Regions from separate parts of the Homo sapiens genome. Here region 1 is linked to region 2. The links are chromatin loops, found by intact Hi-C in ENCODE. Cell type or tissue: heart right ventricle. All regions are shown on one strand.

Region 1 (8,000 bases), 230 kb after region 2:
ATGTGTATCTATGTATGTCTACATGTATGTATATAATAAATATGTATATATGTATGAAATATATGTGTATATAATATATAAATATTGAAATCTATAATATATATTAAATATTTGAAATATATACTAAATATATATGTGTATACTTTATGTACACATGTATAAAACTAGAAAATTCAAACTATTTTAGATAGACATAAGCCAGATCAAACTTTGCCTGGGGCTAGGTTTGAGGATGATGGAAGTATTTGGTATCATGATTACAGTGGTATTTTCAAAAACTTACTCAACTGTTAAACTCATTACATTCTGCAATTTATGTAAATTGTAAGCAGTTTATTCTATGTAAATTATACCTCAATAAAGTCGTTAGAGGCAGTAAAAAGATCAGTGATTGGCAGGGGTTGAGGGAAAAAAGAGAGGGGTGAATCGAAGGAGCACAGGGGATTTTAGGGTGCTGAATCTATTCTGTATGGATATTGTGATGGTGGATACATGGCATTATGCATTTGTCAAAACTGGTAGAACTGTACAGCATGCCCAGTGAACCTTAATGTAAACTATGGACTGTAGTTAACATAATGTATCAATATTGATTCACTAGTTGTAACAAATGCACCACATTAACACAAGACTTTAAAAATAAGAAAACTGTGCTGGAAGTGAGGTAACATGAGAACTAGCTATACTATAAGCTCAATTTTTCTGTCAACCTAAAACTCTATTAAAAATCAAGCTATTTTTAAAAAGATGGAATACCTGTATCCAATGTGAAATACGGATGATTAATTTACCTCCAAGGATTATTTTCAAGTTAATTCTTTCTTAAAACTCTGAATTCATTTGGAGAAAAGAGCATTTTAATACAATTTTCAGTTTCATTGAATTTTTTCCTGTGAGTTAATTTTCCAAATGATATGTGTATTCCATGTATCATATTCCTAATAAATGATTTTCTTAATACTTAGCTTTCATTTATTCCTTATTTGAAAAGCTCACCTTAAAGACCCAAATTAGATTAGAAATGTCAGAAATCGTTGACTGATTTTCATTAGCAGTGGCAAAAAAAAAACACTGATTTTTACTTTCCATTTTTGACTTCCATCCTTTTTTCTCCATGGTTGTCTCTAAAAGGGAGTTTCGAACCTTGGTAATTGAAATGGTGATGGCCACAGATATGTCTTGTCACTTCCAACAAATCAAAGCAATGAAGACTGCTCTGCAGCAGCCAGAAGCGTAAGTGTGCTTGTGGCTTGTGTTTTTGTTTGTATAGGTGTTTGAATGGGTCCTCGTCTATGTGGCTATCCCTTTAAAGAGCATCTCCTTTAACACAACTTTATAGAGTGTTCTTATGCAATGATTATGTTTGAAGGAGAAAGCATAAAAGTTGTACCTACCACAATAAGGTATGTTCTCATCAGGGTTGAAAGAAATAATAGAGGCAGCATCAGTTGTCCCCAGTGAGAATTAAAAATAATTCCCTGTGGGAAACTAAATTATCAGAGATCCCCAATGCAGAAGCAACCAATAAAAGTCAGTGACTCTTGGATTCTTGCTCTCTTTTTGAAGGATGCAGTCATTCCAGAAATGGATTTGAGTCCAGAGAGTCCAATTCCGTAAATATGGAGACCAAGTTAATGAGTATCCCAGTTGTAGGATGAAATGATGTCTTTTCCTCAATTTAGCTGAAGTGGGGTTTGAGATGGAAGAACAAAAGAGATTAAAAACTTAATGATTTTTAAAAAACTCTTACTGAGGTTCTGAAGAGTGTGGTTATCATGTGTTTGGGTGCTTTTGGTTTACAGCATTGAAAAGCCAAAAGCCTTATCCCTTATGCTGCATACAGCAGATATTAGCCATCCAGCAAAAGCATGGGACCTCCATCATCGCTGGACAATGTCACTCCTGGAGGAGTTCTTCAGACAGGTACCTTGTTGCTCTCTCTCCATCAGGACTGTCATCATTGGATATTTTATGAATTTTATATCTCAGCAATGCTAGGATAAGGACTATTGAGATTACAGTAATTTTGGAGAGGGGAGGGGGGCTCCACAGATTATTTTGCCTCTTGGTCATGTGATATTTGAATCTTACCTAAATACTGCTTTTTAGGACATTATGGTATTTTTATCCTATGCATTTCTGTTTGGGGGAAAAAAAGTATTTCCTTGTAGCAGTCTTTTGTCAAAATGTCATTTGAGGGGTTCTTTTACTTTTTTTTTCTAGTGGCTCGACAAAATGACAGTTACTTTGGCATCACCCTATGGGATTAAGATGTTAATCTTGAACTCATGTCTCTATTATAATTGGTTGGGTTGTTTCTTTCTAATGGACAAGTCCAAGACGCAAAATTCCAAACCAGATGTGGCAATTTGGGGTCAGGAAATCACTAGAAACTGCCATTCCAGTTGTATTTAAACTTCACTCCATCCTAAGTTCCAGAGTTGTGTTGTCTATAAGAATAGGCAGGATCGGTCTGGTGCAGTGGCTCATGCCTGTAATTGCAGCACTTTGGGAGGCCAAGGCGGGTGGATCATGAGGTCAGGAGATTGAGACCATCCTGGCCAAGATGGTGAAACCCCATCTCTACTAAAAATACAAAAATTAGCCGGGCGTGGTGGTGGGTGCCTGTAATCCCAGCTACTTGAGAGGCTGAGGCAGGAGAATCGCTTGAACCCAGGAGATGGAGGTTGCAGTTAGCCGAGATCGCACTGCCGTACTCCAGCCTGGCGACAGCGCGAGACTCTGTCTCAGAAAAAGAAAAAAAGAACAGGCAGGATCTTTAATTATTATAAATTGTTTAAAAACAAATTTTAAAATTGCATGGAACTAGAGAAATAGGGAAATAAATGCATAGCACCAAGACCGAAGTCTTTCCAACTCAGGCACATGTGCTAACCTTATCTCTAGAGGTGCTGCCATTCAAACATCTGCATCCAGACATGCGGGCCTGAGATTGAAGACATGATACATAGATTTGGTGACCTAAATTATAATAAATTCAAGTTAATACAGCTAATTCAGTTAATTCTTGCTAATTCAAGAAAAGAGATTCAACAGCATGGATTCAGAGACTTCTGATTCCATAAAACACTGCTTAATAACACAAGTCACAACTTCGTCCCGCAAACTGACAAGAGATGGGCTCTTTTGCTATTTATTTAGTTTTCTGAATAAATTTAGATTGTGATAATTCTTACTCTTAGATTTCAAGTCTGAATGCAGAAATTGTAGAAGGCACCTGTGTGTGTGTGTGCCTGTGTGTGTGTGTTTTCCTTCTGAAACTATCTAGTAATGAAGTAGGGCTAGAGTTAACAGCACATTAAACAAATGCCAGAAGACCCTTTATTGGAGTTTATTTCCACTGATTTATGGCCTGAGTCTAATCAAATTGCTTCTCTAATTCCCTATGGTCTTATCTGTGATTTATGTTGGGGGAGCGGGGGGAGGGAAGGATTTAGGATAAGGTTGGACGAGATGTTTTCTTAAGACCCTTTTGTTAGGAAATGCAAGGCATTTCCTTCACTCTGTCTATGGTGCACATGCACGCACACACACACACACACACACACACACACACCGCAGCACCCCCCAGCTATTATATGTGTATGTCAACAGGTACCCTATTTAGTTTATGGTTAATTCTCTTTGCAGAGTCATTGCTCACCCTCTCAGAGTAATTCTCAAAGGGGACTCCATGGTGTGGGGGGAACTAGAACTATACAGGTGACTCCGCAAAATCATCCTTCACCAAGAGCTTCTTTTGAGCTATTTTTCCAAAGGCTGTTTTTCTAATAGTAGTAGGAGGATGTTCTCCAAATCTCCACTCCCCCTGTCATATGCTTTCTTTGATAATACTTTTGCAATATCACCCTGTACTAGTCTGTTCTCATGCTGCAAATAAAGACATACTCAAGACTGGGTAATTTATAAAGGGAAGAGGTTTAATTGACTCACAGCTCCACATAGCTGGGGAGGCCTCACAGTCATGGCAGAAGAGTAAAGAGATGTCTTGCACGGTGGCCAGCAAAGAGAGAGAATGAGGACCAAGTGAAAGGGATTTTTCCATTATAAAACCATCAGATCTCATGAGACTTATTTGCTACCACGAGAACAGTATGGGGGAAACCGCACCCAGGATTCAGTTATCTCTCACCAGGTTCATCCCACAACATGTGGGAATTATGGGAGCTACAATTTAAGATGAGATTTGGGTAGGGACACAGCCAAACCATGTCATTCCACCCTGACCCCTCCCAAATCTCGTATTCTAACATTTCAAAACCAATCATACCTTCCCAACAGTCCCCCAAAGTCTTAACTCATTTCTGCATTAACTCAAAAGTCCACAGTTCGAAGTCTCATCTGAGACAAGGCAAGTTCCTTCCACCTATGAGTCTGTAAAATCAAAAGCAAGTTAGTTACATCCTAGATACAATGGGGGTACAGGCATTGGGTAAATACAGCCATTTCAAATGGGAGAAATTGGGCAAACAAAGGGGTTACAGGGCCTATGCAAGTCCAAAATCCAGCATGGCAGTCAAATCTTAAAGCTCCAAAATGATCTCCTTTTGACTCTATGTCTCACATCCAGGTCATGCTGATGCAAGAGATGGGTTCTCATGGTCTTGGGCAGCTCTGTCCCTGTGGCTTTTCCAGGTGCAGCCTCCCTCCTGACTGCTTTCCTGGGCTGACAGTGAGCATCTGCTGCTTTTCCAGGCACATGGTGCAAGTTGTCAGTGGACCTACCATTCTGGGATCTGGAGAACAGTGGCCCTCTTCTCACAGCTCCACTAGGCAGTGCCCTAGTAGGGACTCTGTGTGGGGGTTTCAACTCCACATTTTGCTTCCACACTACCATAGCAGAGGTTATCCATGAAGGCCCTGCCCCTGCAGCAAATTTCTGCCTGGACATCCAGGTGGTTTCATACATCCTCTGAAATCTAGGCGGAGGTTCCCAAACCTCAATTCTTGACTTCTGTGCACCTGCAGGCTCAACACCATGCAGAAATCTCCAAGGCTTGAGGCTTGCACCTTCTGAAGCCATGGCCTGAGCTGTACCTAGCCCCTTTTAGCCATGACTAGAGCATCTGGGATGCAGGGCACCAAGTCCCTAGGCTGCACACAGCAGGGGGACCCTGGGCCCAGCCCACAAAACCATCTTTTCCTCCTAGGCCTCTTGGTCTGTGATGTGTGACATTTTCCCCATTGTCTTGGCTCCTTGTTACTTCTGCAAATTTGTGCAGCAGGCTGGAATTTCTCCTCAGAAAATGGGTTTTTCTTTTCTATTGCATCATCAGGCTGCAAATTTTCTGAACTTTTATGTGTCGTTTCCCTTTTAAAACCGAATGCTTTTAACAGCACCCAAGTTACCTCTTGAATGTTTTCCTGTTTAGAAATTGTTTCCGCCAGATACCCTAAGTCATTTCCCTCAAGTTCAAAGTTCCACAGATCTCTAGGGCAGGGGTAAAATGCTGCCAGTCTCTTTGCTAAAACACAGCAAGAATCATTTTTACTCCAGTTCCCAACTAGTTCCTCGTCTCCACTGAGACCACCTCAGCCTGGATGTCATTGTCCATATTATCAACATTTTGTTCAAAGACATTCAACAAGTCTCTAGGAAGTTCCAAAATTTCCCACATTTTCTTATCTTCTTCTGAGCTCTCCAAACTGTTCCAACCTCTGCCTGTTACCCACTTCTAAAGTCGCTTCCACATATCAGGTATCTTTATAGCAGAGCCACACTCTACCAGTACCAATTTACTGTATTAGTTCATTTTCACGCTGCTGATAAAGAATACCCAAGACTGGGTAATTTATAAAGGAAAGAAGTTTAATTGACTCACAGTTCCACAGGGCTGAGGAAGCCTCACAACTGTGGTGGAAGACAAAGGAAAAACAAAGGGATGTCTTACATGGCAGCCAGCAAAGAGACAGCATGAGAACCAAGTGAAAGGGGTTTCCCCTTGTAAAACCATCAGATCTCATGAGACTTATTCACTATCATGAAAACAGTATGGAGGAAACTGCCCCCATTATTCAATTATCTCCCACGGGCTCCCTTCCACAACACATGGGAATTATAGGAGCTACAATTTAAGATGAGATTTGGGGTGGGAGAACACAGCCAAACCATAACAAACCCTCTACAGCTAGGAGTATTTGGTCCATGGCGAAAGGATAGATAATAGCTAACTCATATAGTTTGAGGTATTAAAGTGATTCTTTTTCTAATTATGAGAAAGTAAAAATGAATTACTTAAACATATGAACATTTTTTCCTCGTAAAGGAAAACTTGTTTGCACATACATATACTCGAATAAAAATGTGCTAGAGGCAATATGAAAATAACCATATTGAATTTCTTGCCTGTTGGGAAGGGACTGTTAACTCATTGGACTGGAACTATTTTTTAGTAATTAAAATTCAGTAAATTATTTTTATTGACTTAATATTTTAACCTAGATGCCATAAGCTATAGTAAGTAACACATGTAAGAGAAATGCTGCCTCAGTTCTTAACTATAGATTTTTAAATTGGACAATTCAAATGGGAAATCTCAATGGCACTATAGAGTGTTTTTAAAAATTACATTTGGAAAGTTGGGTTACATTTTAAAATAAGGGCATAGTCTCAGTGCTGATGGACCACACATTCCATGGTTACTAAGAGAGTAAGTTACATCTTCAGTTTTATAACCATAATTTACAAAATCCGAGCCACTGCCTCAGGGTACTTTTTGATGAAATATTGACTTTAAAGAAGTATAAGTTCACCTCGTTGGTAAATATGTCATGTTGGAAAAACTGTGAGGTTCATTTTCTTTGTATTGTTGTACAATTTTATATTTTGCAAACATCTCTTACAATTCTTTTAATTTAATCCGTGTCTATAGTATTTTTCCCATTTTTATTTATTACACGTGTTGGTGAGTTTTTTCCTTTGTTCTCTATGAAATTATCAGATTGTTTTATTGTTTCTCTTTTTGTTTATAGTGCCTTCACTGGCCTTTTTATTTTTATCAATTCAGTTCTCCTTTGAGCTGCTTCCAGCACAATCTGCATTAATGTGATAGTTCTAGTTTTCTTCCCTTTTCAATGTCTTTCCTGTGCTCTGCTAGGTCTCATTCCCCTGAGCCCTTGTTCTTAACAATTTCAGGGGCTTCTTTCTGTTAGTAGTGGCACCATTTATCTGATGAGTATTCCCCATCTGTTGTTTGTTTGAAGTTCTTTATTCCTGCTTCTGCTGCTGATGGTATAATACTTCCTTCTCCTCCCTTTGCTCTTTTTCTTTTATCTCTTCCTTCCTCTTCTTCTTCTTCACCTTTTTCTTCTTCCCCTCCATCTTCTCCATCATCTCTTTGTCCTCCTCCTTCTACTCTTCCGTCTGCCCCTTCTCCTCCTCCTCTCTTTTCTTCTTCACTTTATTTTATTATTGTTATTTACAATCTTTGAGTGAAATGTGTTCTTTTCAGACCAACTATTTGCAGATTTGTACCACAGGGCAATCAGAGCAGTAGTATTCTAAGCTATCTAGAATTGTCCTTGGTTTATTATTAGGGTCCTATGAAGCGGTGTGTATGTGCGTGTGTGTGTGTGTGTGTGTGCGTGCATGTGTGTGTGTGTGTGCCTTTACTTCCTTACTTTTGTAGGGCCTCTTGCAATTCAATGTCTATTCTCTGCCTAGCCTCTTGGCATCTTGCCTTATTCCTCTCTGATATTTACAGCATTTGGCAGCCCTTTCTCATATAGTTTTGATTTTAGATTACAGATTTTTCCTAGGATGTGTGATTGCATTTCTGTTTCTTACTCTCCTTATTTTTGAGGTGATAATTTCTGAAAGAGCTAAAACTTTACTATGCTATCTTAAATCCAACATCACAATGCCTTTCTCATATGTTATATTTGTGCCTTCCTCCCCTGGGAAAGAAGAATATACATTGCTGTGCTTTGTTCAACTTGATCCTTCTGTTGCATTCCCAAACATTTGCTTTTTCTTCATT
Region 2 (8,000 bases):
TGATAGGAGGCAGTGAGGCTAGTGCTCAAAAGGAAGCAGAAAACACGGAGTGGGAATCCCTGGGTCAGCTCCTGGAGGTCCCAGTTCCTGTAGATGTGTCTCCAGTTCTGTCAGCTGTCCCAGCTACATGAGCTAGTTAGACTCTGTTTTTGCTTAGGATGTTTTGAATTTGGTTTCTCTGAAACAGTCTTAACTAATACCCTATTGATGTACAGAGAAGTTAAGTGACTCTTCCAACCTACACAGCAAAGATGAGGAGAAAAGCCATAGGCAACAAAGCCTGGACCTTTGGTTTTAAATTTCTTATTTAAGCCCTCTCTGTGTTTTCTTTCTATATAACCGAACTTTTAAATGATATAATTAGTGTTCAGGCAACATGGGATTACTCAATTAACATTTACTGAGTGTCTATTAGGTGCCAGTCAGTTTGCTAAGCCCTGGGTTTGCAAAAGTAGGTAAGATACTTACTTAACTTTCAGCAATTTGAAGGCTAGTGGCAGAGACTGATATGAGTACCTGGAGGTGATGAATATAGTTCCAGGGGGATGCGAAGGAAGCTACGTCTACCTGGGAGGGCCAGAGAAGGTGTTACAGACTACAGTGAATTGTGTATTCATTCTAGGAGACTCATTAGAGTCATAAGGAAGAAACTTGCTTAGACTCTTTTCATTGATGTCAGCCTTTTGCAAAAATGCAAAGAAACCTTTTACAAAGATGAGAGAAAAACAAGGAGTCTTCCGGGCAGCCCAAAATAAACTAGTTGAGATTTCTGAGATGTTCTTAGGGACTACTGGCAAAGCTGCTTGCACTTAACTGAGATATGGCTTGTGTTCTAGTGAACCTTCTCTATGTTCACCACTCATTGAGAATTCCCTAAGGAGAGAGTATGGTTGGGTCTGTTTGCTGTCATGCAACATGGAGCTATTGGAGATAAATCTCACCACCTCCCCCTCACTGGCCCCCGGCTCCTCCCCCCCCCCCCCACCGCCGTTCCGTCAGAAGTAGTTGGCCCCTGAATTGGTCTGGGTAACAGGATTACCTTCTCCTACTAATCAATTCCCAAGAGCCTTACTTTCCTTAAAAGCTTAATGTGTGGTGTCCTCTTGCAGCTCATCTAGTGCAGTACTGAGGGACAGATAGAAGTGTAGTCATGAGAGGTGATGCTGGAAAGGAAGGCAGAGGCTGGGTAGTGATACATGACATTTAAAAATTTTACTTTTTGTTTTACTCAAAATTATGTATGCTCATAGTTTGAGGAGGTGAGTAATTGAACACATTTTACTATACAACAAAAAAGTGCTGTGTTCTAGGTGTTCTTTCATATCTTCTAGAGAAATATATATATATTTTATGATACATAATATTTTTAGAAGTTTGTGTTTTATCCTTTCAGTTATAAGAAATTGTTAAAAGATGTTAAGCTGGAGAGTAACAAAATTAGATTTGAATTTTAGGATTGTAATTCTGGAAAAAGGGTGGAGGACAGATTGGAGATGCGACTCGAGGCCTGGAGACCAGTTGGGGAAGATGCCTGATTTGGGGTAGCGCTGCTGAAGATGAAAGAACAGGGGGCATGTTTGAAATGAGAATTGACAGAACATAGATTTAGAGTAGAGAAAGAGGAGCTGTTGTCTTCTGAGTTCTTTCAGCTTAGATGTCTCAGTGAATTTGGTGTTATTTGCCTCGTTAGGGACTATGGAGATAAGAGCAGGCTAGGATAAAGCAGAATGATAAACTTGGGTATAGATATGTTAAATTGGTAGCCTCTGGAATGTTCAAGTAGCTATTGGTGATGGCAATATGGAGCCATGGAGAGACCTTTGGCCTGGAGTGGTGGGTCTGAGAATCTTGGTTCTTATTATTAAATCCTTGCAAGGAGATGACCCAGGGAAGAGGGCATTGACCTGAATCTTACCAGAAAAGCAATTCCAGGAGAATACTTTAAAAAATTGTTGTTTGTTTCCCCCAGATTACATATTTAATGTATTAACTGGTCCTTTTACTCTCCCATTCAATTGGAATTGCCAGATCGTTCAGCATATTTTTATTGGGTTTCCATTATGTACTAGGTGCTAGGAGCTTCAGAAGGGATACGAAAATATCAGAAGAAAATCCTTACCATCAGGAAACTTAGAATATATTGAGGGAAACAAGATACGTCTTATACATGTGAAAAGGTTAAAAATCAACAACAAAAAAGAGGGCAATAATTAATTGCTGACTAAGTGATGTGGACGCTACATGCTAGGATTCAGAGAAGGGAGACATTTGTGTTTGAAGGATTGTTTTCGAGTCTTTCTTTTCTTAATAAAGATCAAGTTAAATCTCTCTGAAATACATTCTTAATGTATATTAAAGGGGAAAAATGTGAATATCAAAAGAAGTAGATTCTCACATTTACAGTGAAATTTTCTTTACTTGAATACTCATGCAGCTTACTAGTACATCATCACTTGATTATTGTAATTTGGTTATGCTAGTGTATTAGTTAATTACAACTCAATATTTAGCAGCAAAGTGCTTAATATCTTGACTGAGCTTTACAGCATTCCTCTGTCAGTTGGGAAGCAGCCCTCAGCAGAGAGGTTTCTGCATTACCATCTCTAGTTTTCAATCTTTAATTTTCTTTGGCTCATGGAAGACTACTTTCCTTGGTTTCCATTTCCCCACATGGAAGAAAAGTGTTTATAGGACCTATCTCCTGGATTTTTGAGAAACAACTAAAAGAAATAATTGTTATTAGGTTAATGCAAAAGTAATTGCAGTTTTTGCTGTTAGTTTTAGCGGCAAAAACCGCATTACTTTTGCACCAACTTAACAAATATAAGGCACATTACAATAGACTGGGACAGCTTTGAGAATGACCATCATCGGAGTTTCCCACTAGCAATAAAAATGAATTCTACAACAAATGCAACACTCTATTTCTGGAGGAAGTATACTGAATTCGTGTAAAGTGTTGGTATTCTTCAGGCTTTTATTGTACTGTTTATACAGAGTCCTCTTGACAGCTGTTATTAAACAAAATAAATGAGTCTTAATGACCGTAAGACAAAGCTAGATGTTCCTAGCTTGTGAGATTATGAAAAAACTAAAGAGAATCATTCCATCCAGAAGATATAAAAATTGATCATTTTAGGTAATGAGTTTTGTTCATATAGTTGAAGGAATACACATCTGTATGCAGAAAATTCAGTCATTCATTCACTTACCAAATATTTCTGTGGCACTTACTATGTGCCTGGTGCTGTGCTAAGCACCAGGGAATTAGTGGGAAACAAGACAAAGGCTCCCTCCCTCGGGGGATGTTCAGCCTACAGTAGAGGAATATATTAAACAATACTTCCATAAATTACTACCTGCTGTGACGAGTGCTGCAAGAAGTCCAGCACAGGGAGCTGTGAAAACATAGAAGAGAGGACCCAAACCTGGTCCGGGATTCAGAGAAGGCTTCTCTGAGGAAAAGAGACGCATGCTGAGACATGAAGATTATGTAAATTGTAGTTAAGTAGAGTTAGGGAAGCGTATTCTAGGCATTTAAGGCCTGGGATGTTTATACCTGTAAAGATCTAAAGACAAGAAGGAGCATGGCCCCTCTGAGAAAATGAAAGAAGGCCAAGTGGCTGCAGCGCAGACTGGAAGGAGGCGAAGGCTCCAGACACAGCTGGAGAGGAGCCAGGTCCGACTTCATCCACCAGGGGGCCTCAGCAAGGGGAAGCCATTATCAGTAGGCATGGATGTGAGAACTTTTTAGGAGGTAGATCCAACAGGACTTGGATATGGGGGATGAGGAAGAAAGTGGAATTAAGGTCAACTCGCAGGGTTTTGGCTTGAATCCCCAGGTTCTTTTTTCTTAGATTAGGATCACTAAGGGAGGAACATGTTTGCAGGTCTTGTCGTGAGTGGGAACAGAATGAATGGGGGATAGAGAGTTCAGTATGGGATGAGTTCAGTGTGGGACATACTGACTATGAGGGGAGATATGGGGAAGGCAAGAGCAGTTGGATAAGTGAGTCTGGAGATTAAACAGGTCTGGAGATATAATCTACAGCCCAGCAAAGTAAGCAGGAAAATTCTGTGTATATCTGAATGATGCCAAATTAATATATCTATAAATTTTGTAAGTAGAGAATACAGTTTAGTGTGACCCCTAAATAGTCTGAAGGAAGGTTTCAGAAGACCAAAAATTTATGTATATTTTCTCATTGGCATTTACTTGTTCAAAATATTGGCATTTACTTAGGCCAGCTAATAATCATAACTTTACTTGAAACTTATATTGACTACTTGGTATCATGCCCATCAAAACATAGGTTTGGAACAGAGACAGAAACCAGTATGGTCATTCCCAGTATTCCAAGGGCAGAAAGAGGCCATGACCCAGGGAGCCAAATGGGATGAGCCCTCATCACGGACCTTCTGGGAGGTAGAGGGCACATGCCATGGGGCTGAGACCTGAAGCCTGGAGCCTAGCCCACTGCAGAAGGGCCAAGTGAAGCTTGGCTGCGTGGAGGCTCTCTGGCTCTGGCAAGAGGCCTTTCTGCAGTTTAGGCTCCATTGAGGGGGCTTGGCCTCCTGTGCCTGCTCCAGAGGTGCCTCCATGGATATGGCTGGGCCTTGTCTCCTGGAGCAGTCCACAGTTCTGGCCACAGCGCTCACTCACTGTACCACCTCTGCCCATTCATGCCCTTTCTCTGCTCTTTAAGGCCTTCCTTCTATTTCTACCCAAATCCAAGGACCCATTGCAAGGACCCGGTATTCAATATTCTGCCAAAATACAGCTTTCCTTTCCCTTAAGGCCACCAGAAGAGCAATAATTTAGACAATCAGTATGAGAGTGCATGGAGCATTTTGTCTGAAAGTCACAATTGGATATCCAAAGACCATTAAACTGTTGTTTATCCAGATTCCAACCAAAGAAAATGCTTAAATAACCAAGACTTTTCCTACACTCTAGAGATACATCTAGTAAATATGGAAGTGAAAGATTAATCTTTGAAAGCTCCTTCCAGATGTTTTAGGAGTAGTTCAAATTCCGACTGACATCCTGCCACTTGTTTTCATTTGTCTCTCTGACTTTTGTCTAAGGATGACCCACAAAAGTTTATTGCATTTAGTATACCATTCCATGTGGGTGTCACTGGAAACCGTGTCTGCTAACTGTGAGGAATTTAAACACTTTCATAAATAAGGCCTTTCCTAGCTCATTAGTGAAATAGAAGGATTAATTATCATAAATCAAGCCTCATAAATGTTGTTTCAGAACTGCCATTCTGACTATAAAATCACTGACTGAAATTAGTCATTGTTAAAAAAAAAATGAAAGAATCGTTCAAAGCACCAATTTCTGGGAGATTTGGCATAGTTTCAGTGAAGGTAACTACTATAGCTCAGGAAAATTTGCTTCCAATGCTCATCTGATTTCAGTTGACAGAAGAGCTCAAAATGGTCCCAAGAAATGCATCTGCTAGTTGGCGCTTTTTTTCCCTGTATTTTGGACAATGGGCTCATTTTGCCATATTTAAATTGTTGAGATTTATAGAGCGTGTGTTTAGGGAGGCTTACATAGATGATGCTACTACAAGATAGGATTTTGGATGAAATAGGAAGGACTCATGCTCCCAAGGAGCCATGGCACTGATTCAAATTCACCTGGAATTGTAAATGACCAGCAGCTGCTTTCTGCCAGGAGTCAGTTTTGATAAGAGTTGGGAGGAAGGGCACAGAGTGGGGAGAGGGAAGGAACACTGCAGGAGTGGGTAGGCAAGACTTAGAAAAATTAGACTGACATTGAAGTGAAATTCAGCAGAAGATTACAGTTTTTGTTCTGGCTAAATCTACAAGGGGAAAAACAAAGTAGAGAATTGAAACAGCTCTGTGAATAATTCAATTAGAAAAAACCCTACTCCTCCCCTAATTACAGGGATAGATCTGTGAAGAGTGAGATTTTGTCTTAATCCTTTGGATTTATATCTACTTTGGCAGTGCCGTCACAGATATTAAGAGATAGTTTTGCTTTTAGCTTTTCTTACTGATGTTTATTTAAGCAGGAGACGGGCTCCCAGGAAGAAGGTCGTAAAAATTGCTTCCATTCCCACCCACACAGTTTTGCAGTACTTATAACACAGCAAGTGGTTGTAAATACGTGAATAGAGGACTAAATCAGTTATGCAAAAAACGTACTACTTGGGCTTCCACAAGCATGACATTTGCTTTCTATTTTCTTTCTCTCAAAACCTTTCCCTGTTTTTTCCTTGGTGCCACTGATTAGCTCATTGCCCAGCTTTGAGCAAAAGGCTTTTAGCTAGAAGGAAAGGAAATTGTGTTTGGTTTGCTAAAAAAAAAATCTTGCCTTCCAAAGGAAGAGTTCAGCTTTCTTTGGGGAGGGGTCCCATTTAGGGCTTCTTAAATAGGAGTCCAAGTGCTGGAATTTTTAATCCAGGCTCATGAGAGAAGCAGGCATGAGCAGCAGATTTGATTTCTGTTTCTGGCCAGCTGTCTGCAGGCAGCCGAGGGGATGCGGAGGGAGATCAGTGAAGAGTGGGGCTTGCTTTGGGAGGACAGGAGCACTGGGGCAGCCTGGGTCTGCCATGTGAGTTGGTGTAGCCCCAGGTGGGGCTTCCTGTGGGGTTGTTTAGTTTGGAGTTTGTTACCTTCTCCTAGGTTTCTCTACTTTCCACTGCCTGGCCAGCACTAGATAGAAATGCACTTGCTCCTAAGAAAGAGTAAAAAATTGACTGTCTTATTTACATCTCTGCTTCAGATTTGCATTCTCCCATTCTTTAGGGTCACCATCCCCACCCCCAAACCACACTGTCAAAGGCTTCCTTCATGTGAATTTGATCCATCACTTTTGGCTAAACATACTGGAGTCCTCTATGTTTGGGAGCTGGCTATCTCTGAATATGATCTTCCTTTTCTAAGATAATTCAATGACAGTATGAGTCTGTAGAACAATTTTCTCTACTAGAAAACCTAGCTAATAAATTCCCTAGAATTTTTGTTTTTGTTAGTTTTTCTTTCCTAATGATTGGGCTGTTCAAGGTAAAAATGAGGTTTTTTTTTTTTCCATTTTATAATCTTTTGTTGTTGTTGTTGTCTTGCTTTGGACTTTTGGCCAGGCAGGAAAATGAAATCATTGTGCACATGGAATTTCATTTTGTAGCTCATCAGTTAAATATTCGAGCTAGTAAGACAGGAGATTCTCTTACTCTATTATCTCCTTTCTCACCCTTAAATATTCTTGTGGAAGGTGTCAAGAGACCACCAGTTTATGTATATATTTTTCTCATTAGCATTTACTTGTTCAAAATATGGGAAAGGCCAGGAAGCAATGGATAGCTTTGCAAAGTTAGTTTTTAATACATGCATCATGGAAATGAAATCACTGATAGGAATGAGAAGAAATGTACAAAGACTTTCCATTCTCAGTAGCGCGTAGATTAATTCATACAAATGATGTAAGAGATCCATTAGAAGTTTCTAGAGATATCCAATTCTTTCCAACCTGTACCCTGCATGCCAGTGAAAAACAAAACCAGAGGATCAGATGATCGTTCAGATCCTCACTCATTTCATGGTTATTTGTGACATTTTATCTCAGTCCACTTTCCCATGAGTGAAACACATGTGATCTGTACTCATGAGAACCTGTAGTTAACTACACGAGCCTTGCTGTGCATTTTGTTTTTATCTGAGCCTGTCTTTCAATGTCCTATCCCTTGAGAGAACTGAGGGCTGAGAACCAAGCTTTCCGAAGCGGTCTGTGTGTCGGCGGTGGTAGTGGTCTCTGGAGAAAAGAATGGAGACAGGATAGGACTTGGAGAAGAGTGAGTCATTGTTACCCAGAAACCCTGGAGAACACTGAAGGCAGAACTGGAATTTGCATTGTGTGTATGCAGTTGTTGCATATTCAACTTCCCATACCAGGAAATCTTGTGCCCAACTGGGAGGTATCTTTCTGTCAACTTAGAAACAGAGCACAAGTTTTGGTTTTTCAA

What was found. A loop is a pair of places that touch in the nucleus more often than their neighbours do. Peaks named below come from ENCODE experiments on the same cell type or tissue, not always from the same donor. Only the 100,000 strongest peaks of a DNase experiment are listed, where the experiment ranks them.
Region 1: it touches region 2 in a loop (2.5-fold over the local background); 2 of 110 quality-filtered maps call a loop at or near these places.

What each region holds. Positions count from the first base shown.
Region 1 is chr7:31,831,103-31,839,102 of GRCh38, reverse strand. It overlaps PDE1C (phosphodiesterase 1C), which reads left to right. Exons shown (of 18, transcript NM_001191057.4): 10 at 1,132-1,233; 11 at 1,803-1,923. Among named protein-coding and RNA genes, the nearest start is that of PPP1R17, 150 kb to the right of the region's middle. In heart right ventricle, no CTCF peak of the experiment used is centred here; no DNase peak of the experiment used is centred here.
Region 2 is chr7:32,058,035-32,066,034 of GRCh38, reverse strand. All of the region lies in intron 1 of PDE1C (phosphodiesterase 1C), which reads left to right. Among named protein-coding and RNA genes, the nearest start is that of PDE1C, 8.4 kb to the left of the region's middle. In heart right ventricle, a CTCF peak has its summit at 3,690 (motif pointing right); a DNase peak (open chromatin) is centred at 3,688; H3K4me3 peaks cover 1,960 bases; H3K27ac peaks cover 4,914 bases.